Linked DNA regions of Homo sapiens: region 2 is linked to region 1. A link is an interaction called in ENCODE POLR2A ChIA-PET data of the cell type or tissue named here. Cell type or tissue: A673. All regions are shown on one strand. Each heading gives the region's core, and the rest is flanking DNA. Links, peaks and the distances in the headings are about the cores only.

Evidence for each region. ChIA-PET counts read pairs that join two places held together with the same protein. Peaks named below come from ENCODE experiments on the same cell type or tissue, not always from the same donor. Only the 100,000 strongest peaks of a DNase experiment are listed, where the experiment ranks them.
Region 2: POLR2A ChIA-PET joins it to region 1 with 12 read pairs; 2 of 35 experiments call an interaction of 5 or more read pairs at or near these places.

The regions. Positions count from the first base shown.
Region 1 is chr6:118,786,615-118,796,960 of GRCh38, reverse strand. No RefSeq gene overlaps it. Among named protein-coding and RNA genes, the nearest start is that of ASF1A, 100 kb to the left of the region's middle. In A673, for the core only: no CTCF peak of the experiment used is centred there; a DNase peak (open chromatin) is centred at 8,700.
Region 2 is chr6:118,343,481-118,353,826 of GRCh38, reverse strand. No RefSeq gene overlaps it. Among named protein-coding and RNA genes, the nearest start is that of PLN, 200 kb to the left of the region's middle. In A673, for the core only: no CTCF peak of the experiment used is centred there; no DNase peak of the experiment used is centred there.

The sequences.
Region 1 (10,346 bases), core at 7,632-10,131:
GCTCCTGGATTCGTTGATTTTTTGAAGGGTTTTTTGTGTCTCTATTCATTTAAGTCTGCAGAGGATTCTGCTGCCTTTTGTTTGGCTATTTGCTGCCCCCAGAGGTGGAGTCTACAGAGATACGCAGGCCTCCTCAAGCTGCGGTGGGCTCCACCCAGTTCGAGCTTCCTGGCTGCTTTGTTTACCTACTCAAGCCTTGGCAATGGCAGGTGCCCCTCCCCCAGCCTCGCTGCGGCCTTGCAGTTTGATCTCAGACTGCTGTGCTAGCAATGAGCAAGGCTCCGTGGGTGTAGGACTCTCTGAGCCAGGCGCAGGATATAATCTTCTGGTGTGCCGTTTGCTAAGACTGTTGGAAAAGTGCAGTATTAGGGTGGGAGTGACCGGATTTTCCAGGTGCTGTCTGTCACCCCTTTCTTTGACTAGGAAAGGGAATTCCCTGACCCCTTGCGCTTCCTGGGTGAGGCCGTGCCTCGCCCTGCCTCGGCTCACACTGGGTGCGCTGCACCCACTGTCCTGCACCCACTTTCCGACACTCCCCAGTGAGGTGAGCCCGGTACCTCAGTTGGAAATGCAGAAATCACCCGTCTTCTGCCTCGCTCACGCTGGGAGCTCTAGACTGGAGCTGTTCCTATTCGGCCATCTTGGCTCCACCAATCCCCCAGTGAGGATTGTATGGCCTGCCTGCAGGAAAATATTTAATGTGCCTGCACAGCACCTGGCATGTCACAGACACTTAATACATGTTGGGTTTTTCTCCAATCCTCTTTTCTCTTTGTCTCCTCATCTAAAATATGTTATTGTAGGGCCAGATTAAGATTCCCCTTGGCAAAGTGGGCTCCTGGAAACACATTCAGAGGATATTTATTCATACTTTATTTTTTTATCTGCCTTTACTTAGCACTTACTATTTGCCAGCCTATGCTAGACCTAAGGGATCTATAATTGATATTTTTAATTTTTCTGTCCACCATTATCTGATCCATCTTCACTGAGGAAGTCCTATACCTTCTCTGGCCAGGTTGAAAACACCAGCTACCCACCTTCCCAGCTTCCCCTTGAACTGAGAGTATCAGCACTTCAACTAAGGTTCCACACCCCATTTGGACTTGGGAGCAGGGAGTCCAGGAAGGGTGGATAGTCTGCCCAGTGGGAGGGTTATGGTAGGTGTCCCAATGAACTCTAGTTTCCAGGAACAGCTGGTGATGCCATGGATGGCAGTGCATGCTGGACATCAAGTGGCGTGGTTTGATAGTATGATTTTGACTGTGGCCCAGGCTGCCTTTTGTTTACCTTTTTTATACCTATTTTTAAGTGCAATTTTCTTCCTTTCTTTCTTTTTTTGAGATAGAGTCTTGCTCTGTCATCCAGGCTGGAGTGCAGTGGTGCGATTTTAGCTCTACAACCTTCGCTTCCCAGGTTCAAGCAATTCTCCCGCCTCAGCCTCCTGAGTAGCTGGGACTACAGGTGCGCGCCACCGTGCCCGGCTAATTTTCGTATTTTTAGTAGAGACAAGGTTTTGCCATGTTGGCCAGGCTGGTCGTGAACTCCTGACCTCAGGTGATCCGCCCACCTCAACCTCCCAAAGTGCTGGGATTACAGGTGTGAGCTGTCACTCCTGGTCAAGTCCAACTTTCTGATCTTCTTACCGATTCAATGAGCTACCAAATTGCTTTTAGCAAAATCCTTTTATACTCAAATCAACACAGATGGGTTTTGTTCCTTGACACCAAGAATCCTGTTGGAGATGAAATCAAAAATTATTATGACTTTGGTGCCTTGTTCTTCAGGAGCTGGGCACACAAATGACTTCAGTAGTCTATATAATTGGGGAGAAGACAAGCCCCTTGAAGCATCTACTATGTTAGCATGTACTACGCCGGACAGTGAGGTTCAGAAATGAACACATGAGGCTTCTGCCCCCAGGGAACTCAGTGTGTTAGGAGAGATGAATCAATGATATAGCAATTCCATTAGAAAAAGTGCTAGAGATGTGTGGAGGGTATGATGGGGTCACCAAGGAGGAATACATACCTGTTTAGCTAAGACAGAGATGTTTTCTAGTTTGTTCTTGCTGCTATACCAAAGCATTCACAGACTGGGTAATTTATAAATAATTGAAATGTATTTCTCATAGTTCTGGAGCCTGGGAAGTCCAAGATCAAGGCTCCAGCAGATTCAGTGTCTAGAGAGGGCTTGCTTGCTGCTTCCAAAATGGCACCTTCTTCCTGCCTCTTCATATGGAGAAAGGAACAAATGCTGTGTCCTCATGTGGCAGAGAGTGGAAGGGGAGAAAGTGCCAGGCAGCTCTCTGAAGCCTCCTTTATAAGGACATTAATCCCATTTGTGAGGGCAGAGCTTTCGTAACTTAATCACTTCCCAAAAGGTCTCACCTCTGAATACTATCACATTGGGTACTAGGTTTCAACATGAATTTTGGAGAGACATAAACATTCAAACTATAGCAGACACTGAATGAGCAAGGCTTTGGAGAGAGGGACGTGATGCTTGAGTTGAGTCTTGAAAGAAGTGTAAAAGTATATTAGACAAAAGCAGAGGAGCCCAGAGAAAGAGGAGGTATTTCCCTGTGCAAGAGCAAAGGCCTGAAGGAGAGATTCAGCATGGTGTGTGTATTGGTCAGGGTTCTTTAGAGGGACAGAACTAATGGAATATATATATATATATATATATATAAAAATAAAGGGGAGTTTATTAAGTATTAACTCACATGATCACAAGGTCCCACAATAGGCCATCTGCAGGCTGAGGAGCAAGGAGAGCCAGTCTGAGTCCCAACACTGAAGAACACGGAGTCCAGTGTTCTAGGGCAGGGGGCATCCAGCACGGGAGAAAGATGTACGCTGGGAAGCTAGACCAGTCTCTCTCTTCACATTTTTCTGCCTGCTTTTTATTCTAGCCATGCTAGCAGCTGATTAGATTGTGCTCACCCAGATTAAGGATGGGTCTGCCTTTCCTAGCCCACTGACTCAAATGTTAATCTCCTTTGGCAACACCCTCACAGACACGCCCAGGATAAAAACTTTGTATCCTTGAATCCAATCAGGTTGACGCTCAGTATTAACCATTACAGCGTGTGTGGGATTAAGCAGTTTTGTGCTGCTAGAACCACCATGTTCCTGGTGAAGGATAAGGGAGTTGTCATGAGTAGTAGGCTCTGAGTACAGGGCTTGTGTGCAGAGGTCGAGATTGGGAAGAGCTGCCTATGAGTCTGGGATGTGGTGTGGACCAGGGATATGAAGAAAGATTCAGTGGTGCAGAGGGCTCAGGAGAGGCTAAATGCTGTGATATCTTTATGGAAACTGCCTACATGATTATCAGATTTTCTCCAGAAATACTCAGCTACTAGTATATACCAGTACAGAATAACGCTGGTCCAGAATTAGGTTTTCATTGTAAAAATAAAGGCAGGCATCTGAATTTGGAGAACCTGATCTTGGACCAGGTTTGCTCAGAAAGAACTAGGCCCACAATTGAAAGCTGCCTCTGGTTCAGATGGGGGAGAAGAGGTAGGGGTTGGCTGAGAAGGCTGGCAGGGTAGAGTCTCGACTGAAATCTGCCACGTATGGCCCACAATCCATTTCATGCCCTAACACAAGGGGTATTATAAGTTTTGAGTATAAAAGAAAATTATGGGCCGGGCGCAATGGCTCACACCTGTAATCCCAACACTTTGGGAGGCCGAGGCGGGCGGATTACCTGAGGTCAGGAGTTCAAGATCAGCCTGGGCAACATGGTGAAACCCTGTCTCTACTAAAAATACAAAATTAGCCGGGCTTGGTGACACATGCCTGTAATCCCAGCTACTTGGGAGGCTGAGGCAGGAGAATCGCTTGAAACTGGGAGGCAGAGGATGCGGTGAGCCGAGATCACGCCATTGCACTCCAGCCTGGGCAACAAGAGTAAATCTCTGTCTCACCAAAAAAGAAAAAAAGAAAATTGTGATTATAAAATACAATTTTAAAATAGACATCTCAATTCACCTCACCACACATATAAAGATACGTTTTACATTTTTATGGCGTGTCAACACACTATTCACTTCCCTTATGAGGGGAATGCATAAGCACCCTTTAAGCATTTTAAGGGAAAAGCTTGAAATTATTGTAATAAACAGAGGGCTTTCGTGTAAAAAGCATTTATTTGATCTTCACAAAAGCTCCCTGCAGAAGGTATCATTATGAACCCATTTTAAAGAAAGGGGAACCGAAGGGCAGAAAAGAAAACTTGCCCAAGATTACATAGGTGAGAAGCGGGTTAGGGTCTGACACATATGATCTGACTCCAGAGAAGGTGCCCCTAACGATGCATTCCATTGTCTCTCCTTGGAAATCTCACCTCCTCTTCATCATTATGCAATGAATTTTGTCCCCCTGCTATAGTTGGGATGTTTGTCCCACCCAGATCTCATGTTGGATTGTAATCCCCAGTGTTGGAGGTGGGGCCTGGTGGAAGGTGTTTGGGTCATGGGGGCAGATTCCTTGTGGCTTGGTGCTGTCCCCACGATGGTGAGTTATCATGAGATCTGATTGTTGAAAAGCGTGTGGCTCCTCCCTCCCCTTGCTCTCCCCATGTGGCATGCTGCTTCACCTCTGCCATGAATGAAAGCTCCCTGAGGCTTCCCCAGAAGCCAAGCAGATGCCTGTGCCATGCTTCCTAAACAGCCCGCAGAACTGTGAGCCAATTAACTCTCTTTTCTTTATAAATTACCCAGCCTCATGTATTCCTTTATAGCAATGCAAGAATGGTCTAACAACTCCCTCCTTCCCCGCCACTTCCCTAAATTAATACATTGAAGTCCTAACCCCCAGTACCTCAGAATGTGACTGCATTTGGAGATAGGGTCTTTACAGAGGAATTAAAGTGAGGTCATTAGGGTGGGCCCTGATCTAATATGACTGGTGTCTTTATGAGAATAGGAGATTTGGCACAGACACCTACAGAGGAAAGACTATGTGGTATGGTTTGGCTGTGTCCCCACCCAAATCTCACCTTGAACTGTAGCTCCCACAATTCCCATGTGATGTGGGATGGACCCAGTGGGAGGTAATTGAATCATGGGGGCGGTCTTTCCTGTGCTGTTCTCTTGATGGTGAATAAGTCTTATGAGATGTGATGGTTTTATAAAGAGGAGCTCCCCTGCACAAGTTCTCTGTTCCCTGCTGCCAAGTAAGATGTAACTTGCTCCTCCTTGCCCTCTGCCGTGATTGTGAGGCCTCCCCAGCAATGTGAAACTGTGAGTCAATTAAACCTCTTTCCTTTATAATCACCCAGTCTTGGGTATGTCTTTATTAGGCATGTGAGAACAGACTAATACACAATGCGAAGACACAGGAAGAAGACAGCAATTGTAAGCCAAGGCGAGGGGCCTAGAGCAGCTCTTTCCCTCGCAGCCCTCAAAAGGAGTGATCCCTGCCAACACCTTGATCTCAGACTTCTAGCGTCCCAGCCCGTGAGAAAATGAATTTCTGGAGGTGAAGCTTCCCAGGCTGTAGTACTTTATTATGGCAGGCCTAGAAAACGAATTCATTCACAGACCCCCAGTTAAGAAGAAGCAGGAGGAGGAGGCAAAAAACAAATTACTCTTTTAAGTGAATTCATCTCATGTTAAAATATAAAATATGTGAGAATGTGTGCATTTCATTAGATATGGGGAGCTTAATTGAATCATCTTTTAAAAGAAATAATCGGAATTTAGTTCTATAATAAGAGTAAAATCAAGAAAGCAGGAAAAGTCTGAATTTATATTGATGTAGTACCCTTGAAGTAGTATCATAGACCGGAAACAGCAGCTTCATTAAGGCCAAAGTGTGTTTGTTAATTAGCTGTGGTCCTCTCCAGTGAGCCGACCAATAGATGCCATCAATGATGAGAGAGCATGGACTTATTGACGAAAAGATGAAGTCAGTTGGGCATTAGACACACATGTTTCCTCCGAGGGCGGCAGTACTTTCATTAATAATGAATTCTGTCTTTCCTTATGTCTTCTGAGCTTCCCACTAATGCTGGAATTATTAGTGTGAAACATGAGGCCTTCCGGTAATTATAGGCAATTCAGAGAGTCTTAAAAAGTGTGATCATGTATTCCAGGGAAAAACAATGTCCAGCATTTTTTTTTAAATAAATTTCAACTCGTGTGTTTAGTACCTTCTACATGCAAGGTGGTGAAGTGCTGGCTCTGGAGGCTTTATTGTGTTTAGGATTCTGAAAGTGCTTATGGCCTGAGGCCCTGAAGAGGTCTGTATTCTGGCCTTTTATTTTATTTTTTTGAGACATTCTGACTCTGTCACCCAGGCTGGAGGGCAGTGGTGCCATCTTGGCTCAGTGCACCCTCCCAGGTTCAAGTGATTCTCCTGCTTCAGCCTCCCGCGTAGCTGGGACTACAGGCTTGTGCCACCACACCCAGCTAATATTTTGTATTTTTAGTAGAGATGGGGTTTCCATATGTTGGTCAGGCTGGTCTTGAACTCCTGGCCTCAAGTGATCTGCCTGCCTCAGCCTCCCAAAATTCTGGGATTACAGGAGTGAGCCACCATACTTGGCCTGTATTCTGACCATTTAAAGAGAAAAATAAATTAGGGAACATCCCAGTCGTGGGTCTGAATCATTTTAACATTTAAATGCCTTGTTTGTAGATTTGAAAGAAAATCAAACTTTGACCAGCTTGTCACTTTTTGGCTTCCTGTTCCATGCTTTATAGAGCCATATGTTTCATGTTTGAAAAAGTTTAAAATCAGTCAGCTTAATTAAATGTTTCATTTTCACAGACGTTTTAGTCTCCTTTCTCTCTATACCCAGGAGCTCGTGCTCTCATTTTACCAGCTCATTTCTTATGAGCTCAGAGGGGCTAAACATACTGTGTAGACTAACATAGGATCGACATGATGTAGGGGAATTTTAACATTTTTAGAGACAATAGACAGTGGCTGGCACTCAATCCAACTTTCAATAAATGAATGGAAAGAAAAGGATGGGCAGAGAATTGCTTGAATCCAGGAGGCAGAGGTTGCAGTAAGCCGAGATTGTGCCACTGCACTCCAGCCTGGGCAACCCAGCCAGACTCTGTCTCAAAAAAAAAAACAAAAAAAAAAAAAAAAAAAAAAACCTGTCACATTTTTCACACCAAAAACAAAAACACCAAAATCACATCAACAAGAAGTAAACCTTGTTCTACAAGCCACCAAACCAACACAAACCTGATGCTTTTGGATAATGAATCTTGTCTGTCAATAAAACCGCAGTATGGCTTGGCCAAATCAGTAAGAATGAGGAGACGTGCAGTGAGGAGGATTCACATCAATCAGAAAGCGGTCCGCAGCTGCCTGGGCTGACGGGAGGGCAAGCTGTGGTTGGTTTGACTGTGTGTAGAAGATGCCAGAGACTGCTAGTAAACAGATTGAAAACTGTAAACTGTGTCTTCTTTCCTTTTGGGAACCTCTGTGGGTGCACTCTCCAAGGCCAAGCCCAGTTCCTTCCCTTGGTCTCATCACTGGTCTCTTTATTTCCCTCCTGTACAGTTCAAGAGGCCTGGGCGATGTGACCTGAACAGAATGAGGTCAGCTGAATAAGAAGAAATACACCAGTAAAGGAAGATTTGCAGATTTCTCACCCTTCACTGGGCCTTCTTGATTAGCCACAGTGACTTGGATCAATTCCGTCATTTCATGAACCGATATTTTCCATTCTCTACCCTTTCCTCTGACTCTGGTCTTCTTGCATCTCTGCCTTTCCAAATGGCTTCTCAACTATATAATTTTTACCAACTCAGCTCTAATGATAGACGAAACCAACATTAAGCTATTGAACTCATATATTTTAGCATGTGCCTACACTCTTGAAGGCAGCAATGAATAAAAATTCTGCTGGGAAAATATAGTATTATACCATGTAATGGTGAGGATGAATTTGTAAATACACTTTTGTTTTCAAATCTTCCACAACCCAAGGCACCAACAGGGCCGAGGGGTTTGGTGAATTGTGGGAAAATAGAGGTGCTTGGATATGTGTAAGTGAGTAGCTCATTTAGCAGGTGTTCCACCACCTGCTCACAGACCACAGGGAATTTCATAGCTGGTGCACATGTGGCAGCAAGGGCCACGCGACTGGAAATGAAAGTGAGTTGTCAATTTTTCTTCTCTCTCTCTTTTTTTTTTTCTTTTTCTTTTTTTTTTTTTTTTTGAGATGGAGTCTTGTTCTGTCACCAGGCTGGAGTGCCGTGGTGCAATCTTGGCTCACTGCAACCTCTGCCTCCCGGGTTCAAGTGATTCTCCTGCCTCAGCCTCCTGAGTAGCTGGCACTACAGGTACATGTCACCACACCTGGCTAATTTTTGTATTTTCAGTAGAGATGGGGTTTCAGCATGTTGGCCAGGCTGGTCTTGATCTCCTGGCCTTGTGATCTGCTCGCCTCAGCCTCCCAAAGTTCTGGGATTACAGGTGTGAGCCATCGCGCCCAGCCGAGTTGTGGATTGTTCTATATTTTCATTCAACATTTCTTCAAATGTCCTTTCCCTTTAAAGAATCATCAAAATCTCTTTCCTTTAAAGTTAACACTACAAGTAATCGAAGTCCCATTTCCTGGAAATATAGGCTGGATGGCAGCCATCCCTCAAATGAGCCCCCATGGGGAAGACTTGGAGAGTGCACTCCTAACTTAGGTTTCCGGTGGACATGTATGAAGCCCCACGGGCTGGAAGCTGAGGTCATGGATTACTCTCTCACTGCTGCTGAGTGCCAGTTCATCATGTGCTTCCTGTCATTATTCTCTTACATCATGCATAACCCTGTATCTCTTAGCCCATCTCCTCATGCACAGATTTCTAATCAGCTGTGAAAAAATACTATGAATATCTCTGCATTTAAGAAGAGATGCTAACTTTTAAAAAATAATAAAAAGAAGAGATGCTAATGGGAAAAGGGTTGAGGAACAGCTGTGGATTGGAAGTAATGGGGTCAAGTAAAATAGGGCAGCAAATCAGGAAATGGGGTAGGTGTAGGCACTGGGGAGAGGAAGCTATGCAAACCAGCCAACATCACCATTAACATGTTCCTTGTTTTCCTCTGAAATCCTCTTCTAATAGCTGAGGTAGCATGAGGTTGCAGTGGAAGGAACATGAGCTTTGCTACGAGATAAATACACGTAAGAATCCTGCCGCATCATGAGGCTCTGTGATATGGCAAAGTTTCTTAGCCCTTCCTAGCTTCAGGTTGGTAATAATACTAAGCTTTCAAAACTATTGGAAGAAACAGAGATCATGGAATGAGGAATGGCTGATACCAGGCACTCAGTACATGGCAGAACAATTATTATTATTGAGACAGGGTCTGGCTCTGTCATCTAGGCTGGGGTGCAGTGGTGCAATCACAGCTCACTTTAGCCTCGACCTCCAGAGCTCAAGTGGTCCTCCGAACTCAGTCTTCTGAGTAGCTAGGACCATACATTCATTCACACCACCATGCCTGGATAATTTTTTAAAATTTTTGTAGAGATGGGGGTCTCACTATGTTGCCCAGGCTGGTCTCGAACTCCTGAGCTGAAGCAGTCCTCCCTCCTTAACCTCCCAAAGTGCTGCGATTACAGGCGTGAGCCAACACACCTGGCCAGAAGCTAGCACTAATGATAACTAGGTTTGTGTCTGCAATGCACTGACTTGATGCTTGCTCAGATGGGGGGCAGGGGAAAAGTAAAGATAACCAGGAAGCTGGCAGGACCCTGAAGAGAACAGCATTAATCTCACATTAGCCACATGATGTGCCTTTATCTTTATCACAACTTCTCTCTAATCTTCCTCAACATTTAAATCAAATAATGAGCCAAAAGGATGATAAGAGAGAACAATGTCAACAACTATGAAGGATCTGAGATTTTTGCCCTGCTTGGAAGCTCACAAGTGAGCCAGTCGCAGCTCCATTGATGCTAGCAGAAGACATGAGACTCCCAGTCAGCAACAAAAGACCTCATGACAGCACAGCTGGCAGCGTGAGCTTCGTGTTCCCATGGGTTCCCTGGGAGCCCCAAGTCCCATGGGGGTGATGCAGAGGTGGGCCCAGGTGGCTGCTGTGCACGCAGTGCATTATGTCACAGCCAAGGAACCTGGAGCTTAAGATATTCCCAGTCTTCCAAGGGGACTATTAACAAGCCTGCCCAATCTTTCTCCTGGAGAGGGACATTATCTTTATTATCCCTGCAAGGAAACAGACCTGCCCTCTGCCTATCTTCCACTGTTGTTTTGTATACAAATATCTTGGAAAAGGCAGTCTGCATCAGGTGTGTTGAAACACCACAGACAATTGCTTTCCAACCAAGTAAGACACAGCCAGAGGCAGAATTCA
Region 2 (10,346 bases), core at 3,549-6,048, 440 kb after region 1:
GTCAAGGGTAGGCCAAGGTGGCCTTCCAATGTAGCATGACTCAATGGGTTTGGAGTGCAGGTGCACAACTCTGCACATTATGAAACCACACCATGTGAGGCACATTAGGTGATCACCCATGTGAGCTTGTGCTTGGCTCGGAGCCACTGTTGTCTGTAAATGGTATAATTACCCTGCTAACGCTGTACATATGGGTTATGCCCAGGCTCACTCCCAGAGAGAGAATGTACTTATGGCTTGCACCCAGGTTGGCTTGAGGCCAGGCTCATGGCCAGGCTCGTGCCCAGGTTTATGCCCACAGCTTGCACCTGGGCTTGCTCACACCCAGAGAGAGTAAAAGCCATGTTGAAACTGTTTATGATTCCTTGAGTATTCTTCCAGCTACCTGCCACTGGTCTACCCACTCCCCTCAGTCCTCAGCTTGGGCTGGAACCTGACACTTGGCCTAACACTTGGTCGAAGGGCATGAATTTTATTTCAAGATTCAAATCAAATTGCTGAATTTCTTTGATGAATTTTCACATTAATCAGAGACATATAAATCCTTATTTCATGATAGTATTATCATTTACAACTCTTTGACAGTCTAACAAAATAACACAGCACTCACTTGGTTGTATTAATCTTCAGTTCTTTATGGTTTAGTAAGATGGATTTTTAAAAATATACTGTTGGGACATGTTTTTTTTTTTTTTTTGTCTTTTGCCCATTTTCCTCGTAGGTTATTTGTCCCATTATTTATAAGAATTATTTATGATGAAAATACAAATGAACTGTCACATTTTACAAATATTTTCTCTTTGCGCTATTATACTTAAAATTTTATTTATGGCACTTTTGGCATATTAATGTTGTTTAAAAATTGTTTATAATAAACTGTACTACTATTTTCCCTTATGATTTCCTTGTTTTTGTTTAACAAGTATTTACCTGGAGATAAAAGAAAATATTAAGTTTTTACCTTCCAATTTTTTGGCTTATACTTATCTTTTAATTTTCACATAGGGAATTGATTTGTTTCATAGTGAGAGGTTTTGTAGTTATCTTCATATAAGTATAAAATTGTATGATTTAATTGTTGATGTTCCTTTCTCATTCCTGACTATAACGAGAATACCTCTAGCATTTTCCTATTTGGCCTGATGGGGGCTTATAGGTTGAAGTAGCCATATTTTAATTCATGAGCATTTTAGTGGAATGCAGGGAGGTGATTCAGTTTTATTTCATCTATTACTAGTATAACCCAGAAACCTGATAGATGTAAATGTATACAAGGGCTGTTTCCCTGATTTACAGTTGGGTCTGATTTCTAAGCACAATTTTAAAAACATGTTTTTTTAAGGGGAAAAAAGGGACATATAAGTGGAAGCAGATATTCATGAAATATAAACTACTAGGCAAAGAGAGAAGCTTTCTGTTTTATCTGTTATAAAGAAAGTCTCATGTGATGTAGCCAGGTGAAAAATTACACAGATTAATGAGTAAGACCTTTTTCATTTTTAAGCTGCTTATTTCACAGCACCACACAGACCACATCAACTCTGGTGATCAGACCCATTTTGGGTAGTCTACTAGGAAAATGATTGTTAGTGGCATATACATTTATTTGAATTTAGAGTTCATACTGTAGTCATAAGTCAATTCAAAACCAGGAGATACCTTGCTATATTTATCCTTATAAACTTTGATCTTGTTATAAACCAAATGGTTTCCAAGAAAAGTAAGACAAAGATATACTTTATGGTTTTGTGGATACGCATGTCATACTTTGGCTGGCCACTGCATTTTGACCAGTCATTCTATATTTAGGGGCATTCCCACTTGAGTCCTACCTCTCCAATGTAGGAATTAGAATTCAGCTTACCAGCCTTTTTTGAACTAGGATGATGGCATGTGACTTGGCCCACCCATACACTCCTCTTCTGAAAGTAGCTGAGGTGTGGTTTTGCTTCCCATGGAGGAGTCTGAGTGGAATGAAAAGGCAGCAGCTTTCAGAGACAGCAGTGGTGGCTGACAGTGGGGTCCCGTGCCCAGGACTGGGACTGCAGTAAGTCTGCGGTTCCTGGCTGCTTAGTACCAAGTCCCATCCCTTTGTCTTCTTAGGGATTTTGGAAAAAGTTACCTAATACTCTCCAAGAAATTGCTTTTCTGCTTAAGCTAGTTACAGTACACCCTATGCTTTGTGACTGACAGCCCTAATCAGCAGCTGGTCCACAAAGAAAAAGACCACTGAGATCACAGTCCATCCAAAGCATAGCGGGAAGTTGAATTTTAAACCTGAATATTTTGGCTTGTTAGGTATATGCTCTAGGAACATGACTGTCTGTGTAATACCTGGGCAAGTGAAAAAAGAAAACTTCAGTTGGCCAACTCTAGCTTTGTTGGAACATGGTCTACAGTATAGTTTTGTATATGTCAAACAACAAGTTGAGTTGATTGTTTATGGTCATTAAATCAGCCCTTTGTTTTGGCACCCTGGCAACACAGGTACAACTTAGAGCACACTGTAGATTCCTAATGAGCTTTTGTATCTGGGCCAGGCTGAGTTTTATAAACGCAGATAAACAGAACTCATCTGCTTATAATTTGCTAGTGTAAACATGCCTGCCTGTGGGTTCCTGAAGCTTTGTGTCATGCTCTTTATCTTGGATGGTAGCTGGTGAGAAGCACATGATCCTATTTACAATGCAGCATATAGTTTCTAAATTGTAGTCGTCACAGCATCTCCCCGAGGTCATAACCCTTCCTATACTCTAGAACCCATCTCCTTACTTTAAAGAGGACACGCCAGAGGATTTTCCACTTCATTTAGTGATGTTTTGATGTGACAGCAGAGCGTAGATCAACTAGGATTAGAATACCCAAGGGCCTCCCACCTGTTGAAAGATAAAAATCTTCTCTTTGGTAGAATTTATTTTTTCTTTTTTTGAGACAGATTCTCACTCTGTCACCGAGGCTGGAGTGCAGTGGCATGATCTCGGCTCACTGTAATCTCTGCCTCCCAGGTTCAAGCAATTCTCCTGCCTCAGCCTCCTGAGTAGCTGGGATAACAGGCATGTACCACCACGCCTGGTTAAGCCTGGTTAATTTTTTGTATTTTTAGTAGAGATGGGGTTTTACCATGTTGGCCAGGCTGGTCTCGAACTCCTGACCTTAGGTGATCCACCTGTCTCGGCCTCCCAAAGTACTGGGATTATAGGCGTGAGCCACCATGCCTGGCATCTTTGGCAGAATTTGGTATGTAAATGGTATCTGTAAATAGTAGATATAATTAAGCCAAATTGCTTCTAGCCTGAGAGAGGATAGCATGTGTGTCACTTACATTGGTGGACTGAGGTTGTTTTTTTTTCCCCCAAGAAAGAAGCATTAGCTCCATTTTGATAGATGAAGAGTAAGTTCTACTGATGTCTAGAGAGGTTGGGGAATATGGCCAAGCTGACAGGTTAGGAAGTGGCAGAAGAAGGTCTCAAACCCGGATGTGCCTGACTGCAGAGCCTGCCCTCTTATCCCCTGCTCCCTGCTTCTTCTCTGCTGGGGCTCGCCATGTTAGTCCTGGGAGGGGCCATGCTGGCCTAGGGCAGACAGTGTCTGGGCACGGCCATTGGCTGCTCCTTTGACCCTTGCTTGGCATGCTGGCTAGGAGCAGCTTCAGCCTTCTCTCCTGTTAACAGTAATTTGACTTTTACGTCTTTAAGACTCTCTCTGAATTTCCAGAAAGCACATTTCTATAGGCTAGAAACCTCCCCAGGACAGGTTTCTTGGAGAAATACATCCTCTGGTTTTTGAATAACCACAAATGACAAGTTAAATTCTCTAATTCAATTACTTTGTTGAATTTCTACTGCAGGCCACATCCTTGTAATTTCTGAACACCATGAAAATTAAAGGGTAGCAGTTTAGTCCACATGGAAGGCTAACACCTAAGACACAGCAAACTTTTTTTTTCCTTTTTAGTTAAATGAATTCTTTGTCCTTTCCAGTTTTTTATTTTAATTTCCAATTATAAACAGTTGGAGATGCTGTGAAACTTTGAAAAGAAACAGCAGTTTCAAACATACTGAACCCTAAAAGCGAAAGGACTCCACATTAAATAAACTATCTTTTAAACTACTTAGTCAAATCACAGCCCAAGAACGTGGCTATTAGCTAGAGTGGGTCTTGTGTATTTGAGTGAACCGGGGCCATTTTGTATTTTTTCCAAAAGCTAAAACATTGCCAAGCTTTTGCATTAGTGGATGAGCTATGCAACCTTTTTTCCACTGAGAATTTTCACTCCCCAACTTCACCCCCAAGAGGCAGCCGCCCTCCCTGAGGTCATCTGGGGCTCTCTATTGTCCTGACTAAAGGGTATTACCAGGTCGTCCCTTATGTCTTCACAGCCTTAGACAGAGTCAACTTTCACTCACTTTTCAATCTAACTGTGCCCTTTGATGTCTGAAGTTTGCTATTTACCTCTGACTCCCTGGATAAGCCAAGCCTCTTGCCTCCAAGGTTCTATTCAACACACGCCCCAGGTGCAAACAGTCCCCAGCTCCTGTAAATTCTGCCTCCCAGAAAACCTTCATAGCCGTAAGCTCCTCTTCTCACCTGTCACTGCCTTGATTCAGGCCTTTGTCATTTCCCAGCTGGTTGGATGATCGCAGACCCCACTAAGTGGTCCTCCTTCCTGTCTAATCCTTGCACCTCCTTGCTGTCAGGGCGTTCCTACATTTCAGACCTCTGCTGAAACAACTTTCATGGCTTTTGACAACTTTAAGGATAAAGTGCGAACTCCTTAACATTGAAAGAAAAACAGAAGGAAGAGAGGGAGAGAGGGATGGAGGAAGGGAGGGAGAGAGAGAGGGAGGATGAGAAGGAGGAAGAGAGAGAAGAAAAGAGGAAGACAGGTCTTTTCTTCCTCTGGCTCCTGCATCCACGTTGGCACCATTCCTTGTTCCACACTCTTACTCTCCCTTCGGCCAAGTCACCATGTTCCCTCTTATTTCCAACACTTCCCCTCTTCCCTCCATCTGGCTAACACATACTTGTGCTTCATGGCTTAGCTCCTTGGGAAGCCTTCTCTAAGCCCCACAATTCCACATAAGAAGCCCCGCTCTGTGTCCCCTTGGTCATGACACCCATTGCTTAGTTTTTTAGTGTGTATTTATTTGCTGCCCCACTGAACAAGGAAGAACTAGGGGGAGGTGTCTTCCTCATCCTTGAATCCAGAGGATAGCACAAGCCTAGCAACTGGGAGGCAGTGAATAAATGTTTGAATGGTTGCTGACTGAGGAAATCTCACTTCCTACTGCTCATAAGACTCCTTGCATCTTGGATTCTGCTCCTTGCTCTTCACTTTACAGATCCCAGAGCCTGGCAAAGTTATTCATTGCCATGGTCTACTTAGTAATATAAAGAGAAGACCTGGCCAGGCACAGTGGCTTACGCCCATAAAATTCTAGCACTTTGGGAGGCAAAGGCAGGAGGATCACTTGCATCCAGGAATTCCAGACCAGCCTGGGCAACACGGCAAGACCTCATCTCTAAAATTTTTTTTTTTTTTAATTAGCCAGGCCTGGTGGAATGCACCTGTGGTCCCAGCTACTAAGGAGACTGAGGCAGGAGGATTGCTTTTGCCCAGGAGGTTGAGGCTGCAGTGAGCCATGATCACACCACCGCACTCAGCGTGGGCAGACAGAGTGAGACCCAGTCTCACAAAAAAAGAGAGAGAGGACTTAAAACTCTCCCTCTTCTTTTCCTCTTGCTTTGGTCCCAGGTGACCAAAAGCCTTACTTCACTTTAAGACATTGCTAGCCTGTTTTCTATTTGAGAGACTTTATCATATCTTATCTTCGTATCTCTAGTAGCTGGCACAGGACTGGCTTATAGAAGATGCTTGATCAGAGAGTAGAATAAACCTTCATATCCAAGATGAGGAATCTGAGGTCTAGAGAGGTTACTGACTTACAACCACCACTCAGCTGCTACCTGCTGCAGTTGGTGTGAACCTATTTATTCTGACTTCTAATCCCTGCTCTGTTTGCTACAGCAGCCTGCAAGGTTGAAGTGTGTGATATATTTTATTAAAGTAATATTAATCCCTGAGAGGAGATTTGGGAATTTCTCATGGTGGACTTGAGCTGGGTAAAATGAGGGTTAGCCTCTCCTTCCTTGCCTCTCATTTCTCTTGAAATTCGATTCTCCTTGTAAAAACTTTCCCCAAGAGTTAGCGCATGTATTTCAGGTGTGCCTGCCTTTGTGTTATTCAAGTTTGTAAAGTCTGCGTCTTAGCTCTGTTTATAGAGTGCCTGCGCATTAGTCAGGACAGGCTAAAGTGCTGTGAAAATAGGCCCAGGCTGTGGTGACTTAAGTACAATAGAAGTATCTTTTCCACATAGTGGATGTTCCAAGTCAATGGGGTGACAGTAAGGTGGCTTCTTCTTGTGGGTAGGTTGACAAGGGCCTCTGCTGTCTTCAAAATACAGCTTCCGAGCTTGCTGTTTGTGATGGCTGTTTAAGCAACTGAAAGGAGAAAAAACATGGCAGTGATGTGATGTGCAGGAAGTTTTGTGGGCTAGGCCAGGAACTAGGGTTACCAACTCAACCTGATTTTCTTCAAATTATACTGGTTTTATTTTTATTTTTGGCCAGGAAAGGGAACTTTTGTATATACTGCTTTTAGAACAGAAAGTTCCATATCCAGGGGAACCCCTCAGTCCTGGGTAAATAGGGACAGCTAGTCACCCTGCTTGGTCATGGCATACCCCGCTTCTGCTCATGTTTCATTGGCTAGAACTTGTCAACTGGTCACACAGACTGCAAGGGATGCTGGGAAATGTCATCTACTTGTGTGCACAGGAAACAGTCCCAGATTCACAAAGAGCTCCCTGCATAGACAGTTGGTGAATGTTTCTTATAGCTATAAACAGTGAAGCTGAGAAGCCTAAAAACTGGTTTACAAAAGGAAATCGACACAGAAGGGTGAAATAAGGACCCAAAATCCAGGCCAGGAAGTGATGCCTGAATAAAGCCTTTGTTGGTGGTTACTAACGATAATGGGGTGCCCTGTGTTTCTTACCACAACCTTACTCAGGGTTTAGAGTAAGGCTTTTTGTGACTAAGACTAGATACAATCGTGTTTTGAAATCTCACCTTTATTCATCCATACATAGGTTAGCAAGGATTCATACGGAGCAAGCCTCTGAGGAACAGAGAATTTGTAGTGATGAAACAAAATGACTGGACTTCCTCTACAGGCAGCTTTCAGGAATATGTTCGCTACCTCTGTTCTTGGAGAACCTTGCTGGATCTTATTCTACTAACAGCCATGATTTGACCCACTGTATATTTAAATCCATGCTGTATTAATCATAGTATCACTTGTTGTAAGCTTTCTATGTGCCAGGACAATGCTAAACGCTTTACTTGCATTATCTCATTTTATCCTCACAACACTAAAGTGCTTTAATTTTCCCTGCATTACAGATGATGAAATTAAGAGTGATAGAGGTTAAATGGTTTGTATATCACCACACAACTGTATGTTACAGAATTAAGATTTAGCCCCAGCTCTGTTTCTTTCTAATACCTGACTGCATATTCTACACTAGAGAGAGGTCTGAGAGGGGATTATATTGTTAATTTTGGGATAAACTAAAATCTGCCCCAAGGATATCATATTTCTTTAGGATGAGATGAAAGGAGAGATAAGAAATATGTACTCCAGTAAAATATTAGTTAAATGAGTCCTGTGTTACAGTACATTATCTTATTTCTAGAAACACTTGCATATTACCAAAGTGTGTATGCATGTGGGTGTGCATGTGTGTGTGGTGTATGCATGCATGTGTGTGGCAGGGGTCAAGGCCAGAGTCAGTCGGCAAGTACCTGTATAGGAGACACTGAGGTAGGCTGTTCTGAGCTCTTCTTTCCAGAACTCAGGTGTTTATTCCCCCACCTTCTGGGAACGTTGGCAGCTGATAGCTCTTAGCTCAGTTCTTCTCCAGGACTTTCCCTCAGGCTAAAGAGAGATTTCTTGCCCAAGGTCATGCCCTTTTCCTGAGGGCAGTCCACACCCAATATGACTGATTCACTCAAGAATACAAATGCCCTTGCCCCAGTTGGGGACAATTCTGAAGGCCATCCAACCTCTGTGTAGTATCAGCGGAGGCTCTAATTGCTATTGTATCCTAGATCAACTTCTTCCTCTAAGCAATAATCCTTTTGTGCCTCTACAAGTGATGACTCTGAGAGCAATCCCACCCCCGTAAAATTCCTGTGTGCCAATCTCCATCACAGAGTTGCTTTCTGGGGAACCCAAACTCCATTTTATATCATTATATAAATATAGTATATGCCATTGCCAAATCCTTATCTATTGTCTTTATTATGAAGACTAGAAACTAGAACACATGCCCTCACACACACCAACACACACATATTTCTTAAATAAGCATAGATTATTCAAACATGAATTATTTGTTATACCCCGCTCCACTGTTCCTTCTGCAGTGGGCCATGTAGAGCAGGGAACCCTGGATCTGGTATGTGTCTCTGAAAGTCAGGATGTGAGCCTGCCTGAAAGTCTTCATTTTGAATTTTTAAAAATGTTAGTTTTATCTCTCCCCTCCAACCCCATTTAACATTCATTATTGTGTTGCAAATACAAACACAGAAATAGAATCAGGGACAGGGTCAAAACAGGCCTGCAAATAAGTGGTTAGGTAGGAGGATGGTTGTACTTTAGTGGAGAGAGCATCCTGTAGAATTCACCTCTTCAATATTTCTTGACTTCGTCTACTTTCCTCTTTCCTGTTTATTTTCTCTTGTCTGGTTTGGTCTAGTGTCTTATCTAGATTACTACAATAAATCCCTGTTTTTTCCCCCCCATCTCCTGTCTTATTCGCTCCAAAAAATATCCATATTGCAGCCAGTAATTTGCAGTATAAATGTGTTATCCCACTTGTTTAAATCTTTGAGTGGCTCCCTGTGGCACAGATGGCTAGCTGTCCCCCAAAATATATGTTCCCCTTCCGTAGGATAGAGTTATCTTCAGAAAGCTGCAACTACATTTGACAGACCATTCTTATTTCTGGGTGTGACCATGTGATGAAGCTCTTGACAATGGAATGTTAACAAAAATAGTGTAGGTCACTTACAAGCCATGGATTTTAAGAAATAAATGTAGTTTTCTATGCTGTCTTCTTATCTCTTCTGGCTGGAAAAAGATAAGACCCTAAGGGTTGATGGAGCAACACGACAGAAGAAGCCTGAGTTCTTGAGTCATCGTTAAGAAGAGGACTGCCCACCGACAGTTTGAATGTAATAGTTTGAATCTTCTGCTTCAAACTATTACGTGAGCAAGAAATGATTTTCTGTTGAGTTTCAGCCAATGTACATATTGAAGTCTAATTGTTACAGCAGCTAACCCACTCAAACTAGTAGATTCTTTATTACTCTTAGGATAAAATGTAAATTGTATAACAGGACTTACAAGGCCCTGTGTGATTTATCTCCATTTTGCTTCTTTAGTCTCACTGCTGTGGTTAAGACTATAAGCTCCAGAGCACATTCACAAGCGTTCGTATCCTGGCAAGTCCAGTTGGATGCTGTACACACAGTGGGTTGCATCACAGCTAACAAACCCTGAGCTTAGGAATTCTAGCTCTTTTTAACTGGGCTGTGAGCAAATCCACCTGAACTTTGCCTCAGCATGAAATAGTATCTTTATTATAACAGTGAACAAATCTGCCCTCTGCTCTGGGAGAGACATAATCTCTATCTTTGAAAGCTGTTTGCAATCCTTAAAAATACCAGTCTGGAACATAAACTGTCAGTGCCTCTGCTCATAAGATGTGCAGAAATTCAAGAGACCCGGGGAGATATGTCTCCCAACAATGTTACCTACTTCACTGGAATATTGTGAGAACTAAATCAGTTATTGCCTCTAATGACCTAGAATAGTGCCTGGAACATAAACTCTCAATACATGAGTCATTATTATCATGAATCCCCATTCTCATATACTTACATGTGTTAATCATTTTGAGCTGCTTTCATTTACTCAAACATGTCTTGCTTTCTTTTGGCTCGGGGCTGTCAAACTCATGCCTGTGTCTAGAATATTTGGCTCCCCTTGATGCCCACCTAATTCCTGCTTCTCCTCAACTTTTATTCCCAACCTATGGGCTTAGATCCCATACTCACATGGTCCATTCACTCCACTTCTCTCTCTTAGAATACTTAGCAACCATGTTTTGCTGCTTCTTGCTAAAGTGTTTTAAATTCCTCTTGAAGGTAAACTCTGGGAGATCAGAGAAAACATGAAGCAAGAGAAAGTGGCTCTTGTTAGCTTAAGGAAAAATAAT